Regions from separate parts of the Mus musculus genome. Here region 1 is linked to region 2. Evidence: chromatin loops called from intact Hi-C (ENCODE). Cell type or tissue: left cerebral cortex. All regions are shown on one strand. Links, peaks and the distances in the headings refer to the core of each region. The heading gives the core; the rest is flanking DNA.

The links. Peaks named below come from ENCODE experiments on the same cell type or tissue, not always from the same donor. Only the 100,000 strongest peaks of a DNase experiment are listed, where the experiment ranks them.
Region 1: it touches region 2 in a loop (6-fold over the local background); 2 of 42 quality-filtered maps call a loop at or near these places.

What each region holds. Positions count from the first base shown.
Region 1 is chr7:28,630,467-28,638,793 of GRCm38, reverse strand. It overlaps Acp7 (acid phosphatase 7, tartrate resistant), which reads left to right and starts at 7,881. Exons shown (of 13, transcript NM_175319.5): 1 at 7,881-7,950. In left cerebral cortex, for the core only: no CTCF peak of the experiment used is centred there; DNase peaks (open chromatin) are centred at 1,051 and 3,331; H3K4me3 peaks cover 9 bases.
Region 2 is chr7:28,560,297-28,568,623 of GRCm38, reverse strand. It overlaps Pak4 (p21 (RAC1) activated kinase 4), which reads left to right. Exons shown (of 10, transcript NM_027470.3): 3 at 326-590; 4 at 3,353-3,811; 5 at 3,978-4,418; 6 at 5,543-5,676; 7 at 5,960-6,086; 8 at 7,700-7,825. The coding sequence starts at 387. Mir7049 (microRNA 7049) reads left to right here and starts at 7,640; the gene lies at 7,640-7,699. In left cerebral cortex, for the core only: a CTCF peak has its summit at 211 (motif pointing left); DNase peaks (open chromatin) are centred at 197 and 7,464.

The DNA.
Region 1 (8,327 bases), core at 94-8,093, 70 kb before region 2:
GAGGGGCTGGGGGTGTGGCTCAGTGGTAGAGCCCCTGCCTAGAATCCCTCAGTGAGGGGCTGGGGGCGTGGCTCAGTGGTAGAGCCCCTGCCTAGAATCCCCCAGTGAGGGGCTGGGGGCGTGGCTCAGTGGTAGAGCCCCTGCCTAGGATCCCCCAGTGAGGGGCTGAGATGTAACTCAGTGGTAGAACAGTTGTCTAATTTGTTCAAGGGCCTGGTTTCTTTGCCAGTACCACAACAAAGAAACGATTTCGAAGACTCATACCAAGCACGAATTTTAGCTGGTTTTTCTTGATTTATTCACTCATCCACCCTCCCTTCAGCTCTCTAAAATACGTCAAATCCAAAGTATGGCTGCAGCTGCGTGAGTATCCCTAATTTTACAGGTAAGGAACCTGAGGCACAGACAGGCAAAGGAACTGCTAAATATTTGGAGTTGGACTTTGAACCTGGATCATTCGCCTATAAAGCCCTGACTTTCCAACTGTGTGCGCTACCTTCTTCTCCGAGTGGGAAAAGAGCAAATGGGCTTTGGGGGCAGCTTAGAAGAGAGTCCAACAAAAACAAACAAACAAACAACAACAAACCCACATCACATGATCAAGGACTAACCCAAAGTGTGTTCGTGTTCTTGATGAATGCAGAGGGATTAAATGAAATTTGGGAATAATTACAGCTATTATTCACCAAGCTCCTTCTTTGTGCCCCACCCCGTGTTAGCTACATGGGAAGTATGTTTCTGAGTCCTATGCAGGGAGGCCCTGCTCTTCCCAGGCAGGACACCAGGACACTGAGCCTTAGAGAAGATAGGTCACCCAGCCAAGGGACAGCAAAGCAAGACCAGAGCTGCCAATTTTCCTGAGCCATCAACCTTCCCCAATTCTTCCTATCTCTTCTACGTTGGAACAGTACTGTGTTCATAACGGAAGAATGTTTGTTTTTAAAAAAGGAAGTCTTAGGAGACAGGTCAGTGGGAAAAGGGTTTGATGTGCAAACCCTGTGACCTGAGTCTCTGTTCCTGGAATCCTGTCAAAAGCCCGATGTTCTGGAATCTGTAATGCCAGCACTCCCAGGGCGAGGTGGAAGGTGGAGCCAGGAAAATCACCCAGAAGCTCCAGGGACGGCTGGTGTTCACAGTAAACTGGGTGTCAGGCAGGACAGGGCGGCTGAAGCATCAGACTGCCACAGGAGGCAGGACCCGCATGGAGGCATACACGCAAATGAATACAATTGAAGAGGAAGCTCTTTTTTTTAAAAAGTGTCTCATTTATTATCACTTTATTAGCTACATGCATCACACTCTGTCACGCTGATAAAATTAAAATCTGTCTCATATGCCACCCACAGATCAACTCTGGACAGATGGCCTGAACAAGATGCAAATCGATAAAGCTGTGGGTAAACAACTTAAAAGAGCAGAAGCACAGACGCCCCACCCCCACCCCCAGCACTTCCCCCTCCTTCTTCCCACCGAGCCAACCTTGTGCATGCTAGCCAATTCATCTATCCTTGAACTATAATCCCCAGCCTTTTAATTTAAATGTAACTTAATTTTTATTTAATTCCTAGAATCCCCCCCTTTTTTCATTAATTCTGAGGTCTTGCTAAGTTGCCCAGACTGGCCGTGGACGCTCTGTGGCCCACTTAGGCATGGGATGTTTGACCTTCATGTCTCCACCTGACAAGTAGCTGAGACCTGGACCACCAGGCTCACCTCGGCAAAGAGTCTGGTTTGTTTTATGACAGGGTTCACTGCATATTCCAGGCTGGCCTAGAACTCACCATGTAGACCAAATTGGCTTTGAACTCACAGAGACCCACCCATTTCTGCCTCTGGAGGGCTGGAATCAAAGGCGTGCATCAGACTCAGTCAGAAACAATCTCTTCTCTTCTCTTCTCTTCTCTTCTCTTCTCTTCTCTTCTCTTCTCTTCTCTTCTCTTCTCTTCTCTTCTCTTCTCTTTTCCATCTCTTTCTTTCTTTCCTTCTTTCTTCCTTCCTGCCTCCCTCCCTCCCTTCCTTCCTTCCTTCTTTCCTTCCTTCCTTTTGTGTGTGTGTGTGTGTCTGTCCTTTTCTCTTGTGTTCTGTCTCTCTCTCTCTCTCTCTCTCTCAAGGTTTTACTACATAGCTCTGGCTGGCCTGATACTAACTCATTATGTAGACTGGATTGACTCCACAGAGATCCATCTGCCTTCTGAGTGCTGAGATTAAAGGTGTGTGCACCACCACGTCTGGGCAGAAATATTTCTGAAATAATATTGTTGGCCAGGCATGGTGGTGCACACCTGTAATACCAATACTTATAAGGTGGAGACCATTTGAGGGCGTGGGGGTGGCACATGCCTTTAGTCCTTCCTAGCCCTCAGGAGGCAAAGACAGACAGATCTCTGAGTTTGAGGCCAGCCTGGTCTATAAAGTGAGTACCAGGACAGCCAGGGCTACAAACAGAAACCCTGTCTCAAAAAAAAAAAAAAAAAAAAAAAAAGAGGTACAAGGTCCTCTTCAGCTACATATCAAGTCTGAGGCTAGCCTAAACTATAAAGATTCATCTCAAAAGGAGCCTCCTTCCTCCAAAAAACGATTGTTGCTTTAAAAGGAAACATTATTCATAATGCAAAAAAAGACTGCATTAAAATAATTTTTGTCACTAAGAAAGATTCCATTAAGGATGGATGAGATGGCTCAGTGGGTAAAGTTGCTTGCCACCCAGTTTGATGACCCAAATTGATCCCCAGAAACCATATAGTAAAGAAGAGAACTGGCTTCTTCTGCAAGTTGTCCTGTAATCTCTACATACACTCCATGTCACTTGAGCACACTCACAAATGTACACACACACACACACACACACACACAAATACAAACATCGAGAGAGTGGGAAACAAACCATTTTCCTATGGATGGTTGGTTGGTTTTAGGTTTTTGTAGCTATCTTGGAACTCACTCTGTAGACCAGGCTGGCCCTGAACTCACAGAGACCCACCTGCCTCTGTCTCTGGAGTGCTGGGATTAAAGGTTGTGCCACCAATACCTGACTGAGCAGGTTTGTAGTACATAAAACTGACAGCTGGCTCTGTTCAGGTATCAGAAAAGCAAATCAATTTAAAAATGAATAATCCGATAGAAAACCGGATAAGGCATTTGAATAGGTACATCACAAAAAAGGACAAACGGGTTAAAAAAAAAAAGGGGAGGGGTCTCTAATTGGATTGCTCATCAGGGAAATGCAAATCAAAGCTCCAAGAGCTACTACTACACACCCAACAGAATGACTAAAAATAAATTGCCTGACAATGCCAAGTGTTGGCAAGGATCTGGAGCAATGGAAATGTTCCCACATGAATGGTAGGAAGTGAAGAAGTGACTGCAACTGCTTTGGGAAAACTTCTGTTAGTACTGATGTAACATAAAGACACACAGATGGCCGGGAGTGGTGGCACATGCCTTTAATCCCAGCACTTGGGAGGCAGAGGCAGGCAGATTTCTGAGTTTGAGGCCAGCCTGGTCTACAGAGTGAGTTCCAGGACAGCCAGGGCTACACAGAGAAACCCTGTCTTGAAACAAACAAACAAACAAACCAAAAAAAAAAAAAAAAAAAAAAGACACACAGATGTATATACACACACATACATCATATATATTACACATATACACACATATCATATACATTATACATATGCATATATACATACACACATCATATACATTACACATATACACATATACCATATACATTATACATATGTATATATATATGTATATATACATATACATATACACACATACATATACATCACATACATTATACTCATACACATGCACACACATACACATACATATACATCATATATTTATACATATACACATGTAAATTCATGTGCATATGTATATACATATGCATCATATACATTATACACATATGTATATGCACATATGCATACACACATATGTATATACATCATATACATTATACATTTACATACACAGACATTTGCACACATGCATATGCATATATGTCATATACATTATACATATACATACACACATACATAGTATACCTATATTTACAAGCCAGACATTCTCTTTGCTCTATACCTAAAAGAAATGTGTATAAATGTTCACCTACAAAACATAAACAAGAATGTTCAAAGCAGTCCTACTTGTAAGAGCCAAAGTCTTGAATGTATAAACTCCCATTTTTACTGGCAGCTAAACAGTGGTGCGCTCATACAATGGGGTACTCCTTGGCAAAGAGAAGGAATGGATTGCATCTCTCTGCCCAGGCCAGATAAATTTCACAATGATCACTCTGAGAGGGATATCAGGCACAGGAGTTCATATAACATTCCTCTACTAGAGTCACATGCACAGAGAGGCAAAATGAAACCATTGTGTCCAAGGAGATATCTTCATGTAGTAACGTCAAGGGCTGGCCAAAGTCAGTACAGTGACTTCCTTTGTGCAGAGAAAGACGTGGTGCCAGGGAGGGCGTGTGGAGAAGGAAGCTGGTAAGATCCGACTCCCCCCCCCCCCAGAGGGCAATGAGTTCACAGGTATGACCTACACTGGTTAAGTAAAGCCCTCTGTGGTTTTCATGGGATTTTCTTTTTATGATGAAATAGTTCATTAGGATTGTTTGTTTGTTTGTTTGTTTGTTTGTTTTTCAAGACAGGGTTTCTCTGTATAGCCCTGGCTGTCCTGGAACTCACTCCGTAGACCAGGCTGGCCTCGAACTCAGAAATTCGCCTGTCTCTGCCTCCCAAGTGCTGGGATTAAAGGCGTGCGCCACCACCGCCCAGCTCATTAGGATTTTAAAACGACTTAGGAAAGCAGACCCATTATTACCTCTTATCTTCCAGACTGTACATATCTTGGGTATCATGGTAATTGGACGGGTCTTTCTGTAGGACACATGCTCTGCGCCAGGCATGGTTCTAAGTGGTTCCTATCTGATCTAATTTGATCCTCCGCGACAACCCCAGGTACTTACTATTGTCACCCCCTTTAACAGATGGGGAAACTGAGGCACAGTGAGGCCAAATGATTTGCCAATGGTTGATGCACTAGCTAGATTTCAACACAGGACAGCTGGGCCCACAGTAGATGCTCTGTGCTCAACCTAAAGATTTCAGCTCCACAGGCTCTGAGACCTCACCCAGCACAGCAGCCTCCTCCTCTCTCCTTCCCTCTTTCTTTCTTTCTTTCTTTTTTTCTTTCTTTCTTTCTTTCTTTCTTTCTTTCTTTCTTTCTTTCTTTTTTTTCCAGGATCTCATAGAGTCCAGTCTCTTCTCAAACTCAGTATATATAGCTGAGATTATTTTGAACTAATCTTCCTCTTTCCACTTCCCAGGTGCTGGGGTTACAAGGGTGTACCACCACACCCAGCTTCCTTCCGTCCGTCCTTCCTTCCTTCCTTCCTTCCTTCCTTCCTTTACTTTTGTCCTTTGAGACTCTAGCCTAGAGTGACCTAGACCTTACTAGGTTGCCAAACCTGACCTTGAGCTATTAATAGCAGCAGTCCTCCTGCCTCAGACTTCCAAATGTTGGGATTATATCACCAGACCCATCTCCACATATGTGGTTTCTTTTAAATTTTTAAGCCATGTTTGTTTGTTTATTTATTTGGTGGGGCTGCGTGTGACTGTGGGTGTGTGAGTGCCACAGTGTATGCCCATGGAGGCCAGAGGAGTCCGTTTTCTCCTTCCACCTTGGGGGCCTTGGGGATGGAACTCGGCTTGGCAGCAAGTGCCTCGACCTGCAGAGCAGGGCTTAGTGGAGCTCAGGAGGACAGACACAGCACAGAATTCAGCACATCCTTCTACCCCAAGGAGGGCAGCAGGAAGTGATTGCCTGACCAGGGCCTGGTCCCAGGAACCCCACAGCATGCTTCCAAATCCCACTACAGTCCTGCCGGGGACCCAAAGCATTTACCAACAGCTCTAGACCAGGAGAAGCCAATCCCTGCCAGGACCCTGCTACCTGTCAGTCATCTCTCCTAATGAAGCTGCCACTTAGAACTGAAAGGTCTGCTTCTCCCAGCTGCCTGTGCTGCTGAGGTGCCAGAACTTTCCTAATAAGGCTTTCCTCTGAGGGGGAAAAACCCCCCACAAAGTGGAAAGCAAAGCTTCCAGGTTAACTGTTCTTTTGGATCTGATGCTAGACTTGACGTTTAATGAACTAAGGAGTCAGCATGGCCTGCTGTGCTGGTGACTGCAGTCCCAGCACACAGGAATAGACGGACTGCAGAAAAGGCTGGAGGCTAGCCTGGGATACATAGTAAATTCCAGTCCAGCCTGGACTACATTTCAAGACCTCTCAATTTAACGCCCCCCCCCTCTACTCGGACCCACCAAAATACAAACAAATTCACAGATATACAAATAAATAGATCTAATAAAGAATTTAAAACAAACAAACCAACAAGTCAGGCACTGTGGCACGCGCCTGTAATCCTTGCATTTGATAGGCTGAGTCTAGAAGATCAGGAGTGCTGGGCAGTGGTGGCTCATGCCTTTAATCCCAGCACTTGGGAGGCAGAGACAGGCGAATTTCTGAGTTCGAGGCCAGCCTGGTCTATAGAGTGAGTTCCAGGACAGCCAGGGCTATATAGAGAAACCCTGTCTTGAAAAACAAAACAAAACAAAACAAAACAAAACAAAACAAAACAAAACAAAACAAAACAAAACAAAACAAGATCAGGAGTTCCAGGCTAGCCTCAGCTATGGAGTAAGTGAGTTCCAGTCTAGTCCGGATTACATAAAATCCTGTTTTCAAATAAACAAATGAGAAAGCACATGTGTTTCCGTATGACACACTTGCTTTAAAAATATTTGGCTGTCCATAACTTGGTGGCATAAAAACAGGAGCAGCCAGGAGTCACGTTAGGTTTGCAGTAGGCATCCTTTGCATAAAACCCGGCTAAGATGCTTCCATTCTGGAAGGCCACCAAGAAAAATAACAAGAAGAGGTTTTGATTGTGGCTGCTAGAGTAGCGGTGAGCCAGAGCTGAAATTGATAAAGAGAGTTGTTTGTGGCGTTCTGCTTTAAGATAGGGTCTTGTTAGGGAGCCTAGCTGGCCTCAGGTTCCTGGCCTCCTGGTCCAGCCTCCTACAGATTGGGATTAAGGGGTGTACCACTACGACCAAGTGATTATTTTATCTTTGAGACAGGCTCACACTCGTTACTGTGTAGCCCTGGAACTCATCGCAGAACAGGCTAGCTGGCTTTGAACTCATAAGGACCCTCTGCCTCCGGTGTGCAGGAGATAAAGGGCGTGCAACACTAGCCCCAGATCCGAGTGATTTATCAATTATTATTATTATTATTATTATTATTATTATTATTATTATTATTACATTTTAAGCTGTAATGAAAAGGGGTAGGGAGTTCAAAAATCCTAAAGACCGGGGACTCCCGCCCCGAAGTCAGACTCCACAAGCTCCACCTCCAAAGACCTAGAACTGCTTACAAAGCTAAACTGCAGAGTCATCGCACAGAAAATGCGTGTAAGACAGAAAACCTCTCTTCCCCCAAGAACGTGTCTGCTGTGGATCTGGGAAACCCTAAGCGCACTTTGCTGAAGGCCTCTTCAGCATCTAGACAGCTCAAATTCCACTTGTTCCCACCTTGACAGGGGTGTGGGGGGGGTGGGGGCGGCTCTGGACTTGAACTCGGTTCTTAGGGTAGCACACCGGGGTATGTGCCAGCCATCTCCTCCTTTTTTACAGGTGAGAAAACAGGCTGTAGCGAGATTGAGCAACTGCGCCTAGGGCACCGGGCTCACAAACACCATTGTCACCAGGGCCTTTGGAGTTTGTGTTTTCCAGGATACCCTGCGGGGGTCTGAGGGAGAGTCCCGGCTCTGGGAAGCAGGAAGGAGCTGAGAGGAAGATGCTGAGGGCTCAACGGAGATGGATGGGAATCCCAGGATCGCGGCCTCCCTTGGGACTGAGGGTGGGTTTCTGTCACCAGGGGGTCTCCGCAGCTGGGGCGGTGGGACGCCTGGGGACAGGGCAGCCTTACCTGTCCCGGCGCTAACCTGCTGTCTGGCTCGGAGGTGGCGGCGTCCCATGCTTTTCTGGGTCCCCTCTTTCTGCGCCCCACCCTGAGGGGGGCGTGAGGGTGGGCGTGGGGCGCCAGGGACCGGCCGGACCTGTGGGACACGGGGCTCGGGCTGTCTGGGGAGCCCGTCACCTGAAGCAGCCGGCTCTTCCGGGGCTGGGACACCTGTGGGCGGCGGGAGCCTGTGTCCCTGCAAGCTCATAAATACTGCAGCGCATCGGTGGCCGAGAGGACCGTGAGGGCGGCTGGCGCGCCCCTGAGGGTGAGCC
Region 2 (8,327 bases), core at 145-8,144:
TGGAGGAGGGGAGGGAGGGAGCTCCTGGGATGATAGGCAAGGGGAACTGCCTGTGCAAAGGCCCTGCAGTATGAAAGCTGCTGTGAAGGTGATGGGCCACAAGGAGCTGTGGCTCTGAAGAGAGGACAGCTGGGCTGACCCTCTAGTTGCTCAAGAGGAACCCACAAAAATAGCTGCTCAGAGGGCCCAGGAAGAGTCTGCTGCCCCCTGCTGGTATATGAGATATCTGCTGAACCAGCCAGGGCAGAAGCAAAGAATTGGAGAAGGTTTGAGTGACAGATGACCTGCCACTGATCCCACCTCCCTTGGTGCTTCCTTCCTACAGGTGCCTGTAAGAACTCAAGCCACCCCACTGTTCACAAACTCTGTGCTAAGGCCCTGGAACCATGTTTGGAAAGAAGAAGAAGCGGGTGGAGATCTCAGCCCCATCCAACTTCGAGCACCGTGTACACACAGGCTTTGATCAGCATGAGCAGAAGTTCACAGGGCTGCCCCGCCAGTGGCAGAGCCTGATTGAGGAATCAGCACGCAGACCCAAGCCCCTGATCGACCCTGCCTGCATCACGTCCATCCAGCCTGGAGCCCCCAAGGTAGCCATCACCACACCACTTTAGCCCACAGCCCATACTGCCAGAATGGCCCAGCCCTTCAATTGCTCCTGGCTTCTTTGCAGAACCTCCCACCTCTGTAGCCCAGTGGTCGGCCTTCCACCTGCCAGTACAATCCTGGAAGGTCAGCTTCTGACTTCCACTCCTGCCCCAACACCACAACACTACACATTCAACCTTGGTCTCCCAGTGCTTCATGACATGGGAGACAACATGGGAGTGCTCCCAGACAACATCCGGGCTTGGCTAGGGGATGCCTAAGCTGCATTCCAAGGTCCAGGAGCAGCTGAGGCAGATGGGAGCAGGGCAGCAGCCATTCAGTCTTATCATCCTGAGCAAATTGTCAGTTGGAGTGAGACTTGAGGTTTAGATCCAAGATCCTCACACTTCCCCCGCCCCCGTGTACAATGTGAGAATTGTGGTCTCACTGCCTAGGCAGGAACTACAGCCTTGCAGGCCTAGTGGTAAGAGTGCCCCAGCTGGACTCATGCCATGGGTGGTGGGACCCAGAGGAGTACAGCCAGACGTGTCCCCACTTGGTGGAGTTGGGCGTGCCTATGGTCAGCAGGCTGGGTACCCGGCCCTGCAGCTGATTCATCCTCTCCCAGTGACCAGCCAGGGTCTGGCAGGAGAGAGGCAGCGTCATCAGGGCACCCACAGCCGTGGTGCTTGGGTGGAGGCTGGGCTCTTTCTGGTTATTTCTGTGGCCCCGTAGGGTCATGTGAGAGCTTTGACTTCTCTCTGTTGCCTAGAAAGCCCCTCTTGTCATCTGAATCTGTATGGGCTTTTCATGCCCCAGGCCAGCTGGAAGCCAGTAGCAACTGGTTATGAAGTAGGCCCCTCCATAGTCCCCAGACAACCCACCCTAAACACTCCCATGACCCAATGAGCTTTGTGGTCATTTCTCACACATTGTGTGTCCCCAAAATTTCACCACTGCTCTATGCACCCTTGTGTTTCCACACCTTTCCACAGTCCTGCCAGGGGAAGGACACTTGTCCTAATTCCCGTGCAGGCAGGCACCTTAGCTGGGACTGCCTAGATGACAAGCTTCCTGACCACTGACTCAGGTTCTAATAGCAGAGCCTGGCAGGTAGCCCCTGAAGGAAAAAAGAAATGAAAAAGGTAAACATGCCTGCTCCTAGGTGTGGTGGAGGAGGTTATTGTGGGTATGAGGGAGAGCACAGCCAGAGGCAGGGGCATCTGGAAGAGGCCAGAGTGGACATGACTCTGAGCCAGGTGAGGAGAGGGGGAGGGAAGAGCCAGGAGGCCAGGAGGGTAAAAGGCAGCAGAGTCAGCGCAGCCAAAATGGCTGGATTATATAGGGAAAGGCAGCTGGGGGAAGGCAGTCCAGGGGGAAGCAGTGGATGCCGGAAAGAAAGACCCTGTAACAGGTAGGGACTGAGGGATGCTGGGAAATGCTAGAGGCCTGGTCTGCTTTGATATGTCAAATAGGCACCTCAGCCATTTGTCCTGGGTTTGAAACCTAACATCCATCTTTCTTGACTCCCTGGACAAGGCCAGGCTTTCAGGCAGACAGCCAGGGCCCACAAGAGGCTGGGACCACAGCATGCCATTAGGAGCCTTATGGACTCCAGGTCGTTCCCGGGAGCTCAGTATAAACTCAGCCTCAGAGACTATCCAGGCAACTCCCCACCTCTCCTTCTTGCCTTCCTCCTCCCTTCCTTCCTTCTTTTGCAAAGTACCTTGTTCTTGGTGTGGACTCTGATCTAGGTCCAAGACCTGGTAGGCTGTGAATGGTAGAACAAGTGCTCAGCCCCGGGAAGGCCACAGGGTAAAGCAGCATCCTGGGCTCACAGCCTAGTCCGCTGCAGCAGGCCTACAACCCTGGTTCTCAACCTGTGGGTCACGACCCACATAGTGGATATTTACATTACAATTCATAACAGTAGCAGACCACAGTTATGAAGTGGCAATGAAATAATTTTGTGTTTAGGGTCATCACAGCATGAGGAATGGTCGCAGCATTAGAAAGGCTGAGAACCACTGTTCTAGAAGAAAAAAGGAAAGAGCCGGAGACTTGTGGGCTGGCATTTAAACTAGGGGTTAGCAAGTCCTCAGAGAAGGAGGTTTTGATCAGAGACCTCTGGGAGGGGAGTGGGACAGCCATGGAGACATTTGGGAGATGTAGGGCAGGGCAAAGAGCTGATGGACACACATCCAGTGTATTGGAGGAACCGCCTGATGTGCCCAGTGCTCAGGAGGAGCCAAGAAGACCACACCTCAGTGGGGCAGGGAGAGTGGAGGCTTGGTGGTTCAGGGCATGTTTCAGTTGACGCTTGCCACACAGCTCCCAAGCCTCCTAGCTTTAGGCTGTGGGCTTTCTATTCTGCGCCACATCCTCTGCCCTAGGGGATCAGAGCTGCGTGGTTTGAGGGTTAATGATGCTGGCAGCCTGCAGGGGAGGAAGTGCTGAGCCAAGCGGCCTGTAATTTGCAGCTCTTGGGGGCTGATTATAGGCTGAGTTCTCCTCCCTCACCCTAGTCCACAGGGCAGAGCTTGCTGCCAGGCTGGGAGCCAAGGAAAGTCAAGAGGCACTTGTTGGGGGAGCACCAGAGTGGGTGGTGGGCGTGACAGCAGCTCCTGGGGCTCCCACCCATCATCACAGGCTATCACCTCACCTGTCTCTGTCTTGTTTCTGTGTTGTATTGTCTTTCCTGTGTCGGATGCACGACCTGTGTCCCCTCCTTCCTGGCCCTACCCTGCCATTGCCTGGACCCCAGACCATCGTTCGGGGCAGCAAAGGTGCCAAGGATGGGGCTCTCACTCTGCTGCTTGACGAATTTGAGAACATGTCGGTGACGCGCTCCAACTCCCTACGCAGAGAGAGTCCACCACCACCTGCCCGTGCCCACCAGGAGAATGGAATGCTGGAGGAGCGGGCAGCCCCGGCCAGAATGGCCCCTGACAAAGCTGGAAGCAGAGCCCGGGCCACAGGCCACAGTGAGGCAGGCAGTGGCAGTGGTGACAGACGGCGGGTGGGGCCAGAGAAAAGGCCCAAATCTTCGAGGGATGGTCCAGGAGGACCCCAGGAGGCCTCCCGCGATAAGCGCCCACTCTCTGGGCCTGATGTCAGCACTCCTCAGCCTGGCAGTCTGACCAGCGGGACAAAACTAGCAGCTGGCAGGCCCTTTAACACATACCCACGGGCTGACACGGACCACCCACCCCGCGGTGCCCAGGTAACCCATCCCCCACTTTAGCACCTCAGTATCCACTCCATTGTTTCCCTCCCACCCCCCCGCCCCTATTCCAGTCCATAGCGCATTTCTCATCCTGACCACAGGTCATCCGGATGGTGAGAGTTAATGCAGACTCCACTCACAACGCCTCTTTCTTCTGTTGCAGGGGGAGCCACATACCATGGCCCCTAATGGGCCTTCAGCCACAGGCCTGGCCGCTCCTCAGTCTTCCTCCTCCTCCCGGCCTCCCACCCGAGCCCGTGGTGCTCCCAGCCCAGGAGTTCTGGGTCCCCATGCCTCTGAGCCCCAGTTGGCCCCCCCAGCACGTGCCCTTGCTGCCCCTGCTGTACCTCCTGCCCCTGGGCCCCCTGGGCCTCGCTCACCACAGCGGGAGCCCCAACGAGTGTCCCATGAGCAGTTCCGGGCTGCCCTGCAGCTGGTGGTGGACCCAGGGGACCCTCGTTCCTATCTAGACAACTTCATCAAGATTGGTGAGGGCTCTACAGGTATTGTGTGCATTGCCACTGTACGCAGCTCAGGCAAACTGGTGGCCGTCAAGAAGATGGACTTGCGCAAGCAGCAAAGACGTGAACTGCTCTTCAATGAGGTGGGTGCTGGCCGGGAAGCCCAATGCTCTGCCCTCCTCTCCTCACAGCTGTCCCAGGCTAAGACTCCTGCCTGTGCCTGTCATCCCAAGTGCCCATGACTTTGTTCCAACTAGTCCTGGGCCTGTGTTCTCCTCCAGACCTCTTCTCCTTCAGGGTTCCTGTCTCTGGGATGCTCTGTCATCCGTCACTCGAGACCACTGCCCAGGATCCCCTTCCTCCAGTCCCTCTTCTGTGAAGCCTCTTTCTCCCACCCTTGGGCTCCAGCTTTTCTGTCAGGCCTCCCCTGGGCACTCCATGTATCACATCCGAGAAAGGAGTCCTTTGCAGCCTTGACAGACCCTCCTAATGTCTCCCATGTCCTCAAGTCAGAGTTCAGCTCCTTGCCCATCAGATCCTGTCCCAGATAGCTCAGAACCAGACTTGGACTTGAACTTGGTTCGACCCCGTTTCTGGCTCTGGGTGTCAACCTTGGCATCCATCACAAAGGCAGTTCTGAAGTGTGTGGGTGTGACAGGTACCTCCTAACCCTGCTACAAGAGTCCCCTGAGGTCCAGTCTGCTTGCCTGTCACCTAACACTTCCTACCCTCACCTGTTCCACAGCCCACAGCCCAGGGCTCCATCCACACCAAGAATTCCTCCTCACACTTAGCCTGCTCTCGTCCCTGTAGGCAGTGTTCCCGCCACATCTCCTAGACCTTTCTTTCCCTTGTCAGTCAGTCCTCCCTCTGGAGTGCTCCATTAATGTGCACCACATGCATATGTACACACACACACACATATGTACACACACACACACAGACAGCTTTTATTTTAGCTTTCCTTCATACCTTCCTGTCCTCCTGTCCTCCTTACTTCTCCAGATGCCCCCTGATAGTCAGACCACTAAAAAACCGGCCAGGACTGGTCAGGATTAGAGAACCTGCATGGTGTCCAGGGTGTATCCCTAGAATGAAGTCGCCCACAGGCTGGCCTCCAGGTCTTCTTGGCTTTGGAAAAGGGGACAGCTGGAGTGAGCTGGTTTGCCGGCATACAACCTGCTGGAAGGTGGAGGCAGGCTGGCTGATGCCAGGGCTAAGGGTAGAGGCAGTGCCTGAGGTCCCAGTGCTGATCTGCCCCGTGCAGGTGGTGATCATGCGGGACTACCGGCACGAGAACGTGGTGGAGATGTACAACAGCTACCTGGTGGGTGACGAACTCTGGGTCGTCATGGAGTTCCTGGAAGGCGGCGCCCTCACGGATATTGTCACCCACACCAGGTACCATAGGGCAGCCTGCTGGCTCATGTGCTCCCTGGGGTGGAACTGGGACCCTTTAGGCTCTGGTGATAGACAAGTGCCCTCCAGAGTGTGGGTGGGGCAGTGAGGCCAGGCACACAGGATGGGGGTCATAGCATCGTGGCTCCCTGACCCCTGTTGAGGCGGGTCTTTGTGACCTCTTGTTGTCTAAAGCAGGGTAGGGGCCTCTTCACTGCCCACTCTCACCCCAGGGTGGGATGCCCAAGGCAGCGCTGAGTGCCCAGTTGCTCCTCTGCCCGCGCAGGATGAACGAGGAACAGATCGCCGCCGTGTGCCTGGCTGTGCTTCAGGCGCTGGCTGTGCTCCACGCCCAGGGTGTCATCCACCGTGACATCAAGAGTGACTCTATCTTGCTGACCCATGATGGCCGGGTGAGTGGGCGGGAGGCTGGATGTGTGCGGCTTTGTGTGCTTTTGAAGGGGCAGCTTGAGGGAGGGAGTGGCACTGTTCTTGGCCATCATGATAGAGCAGAATGCAGCCAAGCAGCTCACTTCTGGGGGGCCAGGAAATGGGAGAGAGCCTGAGCTGAGGGCCTGCTCCCCTTCGCACCCACATTCGGGAACAGCTCCTGTCCCTGTTAGTCCTCTGGAAACGCCTCAGACAAGCCCGTCACTCAGCCTTCTCTGGCTATGATCAGGATGAACCGTCAGGCCCAGTGCTGGGGTCCCCGCCTCACCCTTGCTGTGGTGGCGGTGGCAGATGAGCTTCTGGTGACTGGAGGAGCAGCTGGCGATCTGTCCCTCACAGAATGGCCCAGAGTAGCGGCCCAATCAGTGAAATGCACTGTCCTCATAGAGCTGGAAGCTGGACACCTGACCAGCAAGGAAAGGCTTGGGCCGCAGCCACAGCTCTGGGCTGCGTGCTTCCCAGCCAGGTGGCTGGCCTACTGCCCTGTTGGGTTTTTAAAATTTAATTAAATTAATTAATTAATTAATTTTTTTTTTTTAAGACATGGCTTCTCTGTGTAGCCCTAGCTGTCCTGGAACTCACTCTGTAGACCAGGCTGGCATCAAACTCAGAAATCTGCCTGCCTCTGCCTCCCAAGTGCTGGAATTAAAGGCATGTGCCACCACTGCCTGGCTGTTTTTATTTTTTGACAACAGGGTCTTACTGTGTACCCCTGGCTGACCTGGAACTTGGTGTGTAGACCAGGCTGGCCTTGAACTCACAGGGATCCACCTGTCCCACACTTAGTTTTTTTTTTTTTTTTTTTTTTTTTAAATGAGGCACTGCCTTCTGTGTGTCCGTGGCTGGCCTGGTATTTGCTACACTGCCCAGGCTGCCCTTGGACTCCTAAGAGCTGAGATCACAAGCATGCTCCACTATCTCTCCCCCATCTTCCACCAGGACTCAGAAAGGCCTCATTGCCCTGGCACTCGGGCATTGGACCAAACTTGCTGTGGACACAAGTGTCAGCTTCCCTTGTGGTCCTTGTGCCATCCTGGATGCCTCCCTCCCTTTAGCAAGCCAGGTTGGAGCACAGGCTTGACCAACCCTCCAGAAGTCTGGACCCAGTGGTGTGAAGCTGGGTGCTGGCTTCCCCATTTTAGACTGAGATCTTGACTCTGAATCTGGGGCCGTGGTTGAGTCAGCTAAGTATCCATAGTCTAAGAGGATATGATTTCTGGAGTCCAGAAGAGACCCAGAGGGCCCATGGCTCCAAAAGGGTGTAAGTCCTGGACACTAGTTGTAGCAGAGGTTCATTCTCTCACAGACACAGGCTGGGCTGTGTTCCTCTTGAACCACGAATAGAGAGCGCTTGTTTCCCCTAGGCCCCAGCTTTCAGAGCATAGTTTGTCTTAGTCTCAGCTGAGCCTTTGCTAGCTGCAAGACTTAAGCCACATCCTCTCAGAGCCTCCAGATACCCGAGGGCCCTGCCAGGAGTGAGCAGAGCTGCCCTCAGCCCTGCTGCTCAGCGGAGCCCGTGTGTCTGAAGGCAGTCAGGTAGGCGGCACCTCTGACCTGCAGCCCCTGTCTGCCTCAGGTGAAGCTGTCCGACTTCGGGTTTTGTGCCCAGGTGAGCAAGGAGGTGCCTCGGAGGAAGTCGCTGGTGGGCACCCCGTATTGGATGGCCCCGGAGCTCATCTCCCGCCTTCCCTATGGGCCAGAGGTAAGCCCAAGAGGGACCCAGCTACCCAATCCCAAGTGGCCTGCAGGAAGGTGGCCAGGGCTTCCATTATCTGTTGGGAAAGCCAGGCTGACTACAGGGGAGCAGGTGCTGCTAGGGAAAGGGTGGCATCGTCATTCTGGCTGTAGTCGCCACCGGAGCCTGCTACTTGATGCTGTAGCTACTTAGCCCTGCGCTCTTCCAAGTCAGCAAACTTGATCCCCATAGGGCATGGGCAGGCTGGAGCGGGGTTCCACAGGAGTGAGGCTAGCTTAAGACTCACTCTCTTGGGTCTTACTTAGGATGGCTTGTAACCGACAGGAGTCAGGCCTCGACTCATTAGCGGTCTGTGGCAGCTGCTGTTGCCTAGACCTGAGGATCTAGGCTAGGCAGGCTTCCACTATCCACAGGCTGTGGGCTCAGGACTAGAGACAAGGTGGAGGCCAACAGAGGCCGCGCCTGGAGCGTGCAGAGCTTTGGCTGCCCTCTGTACTCAGCACTATGG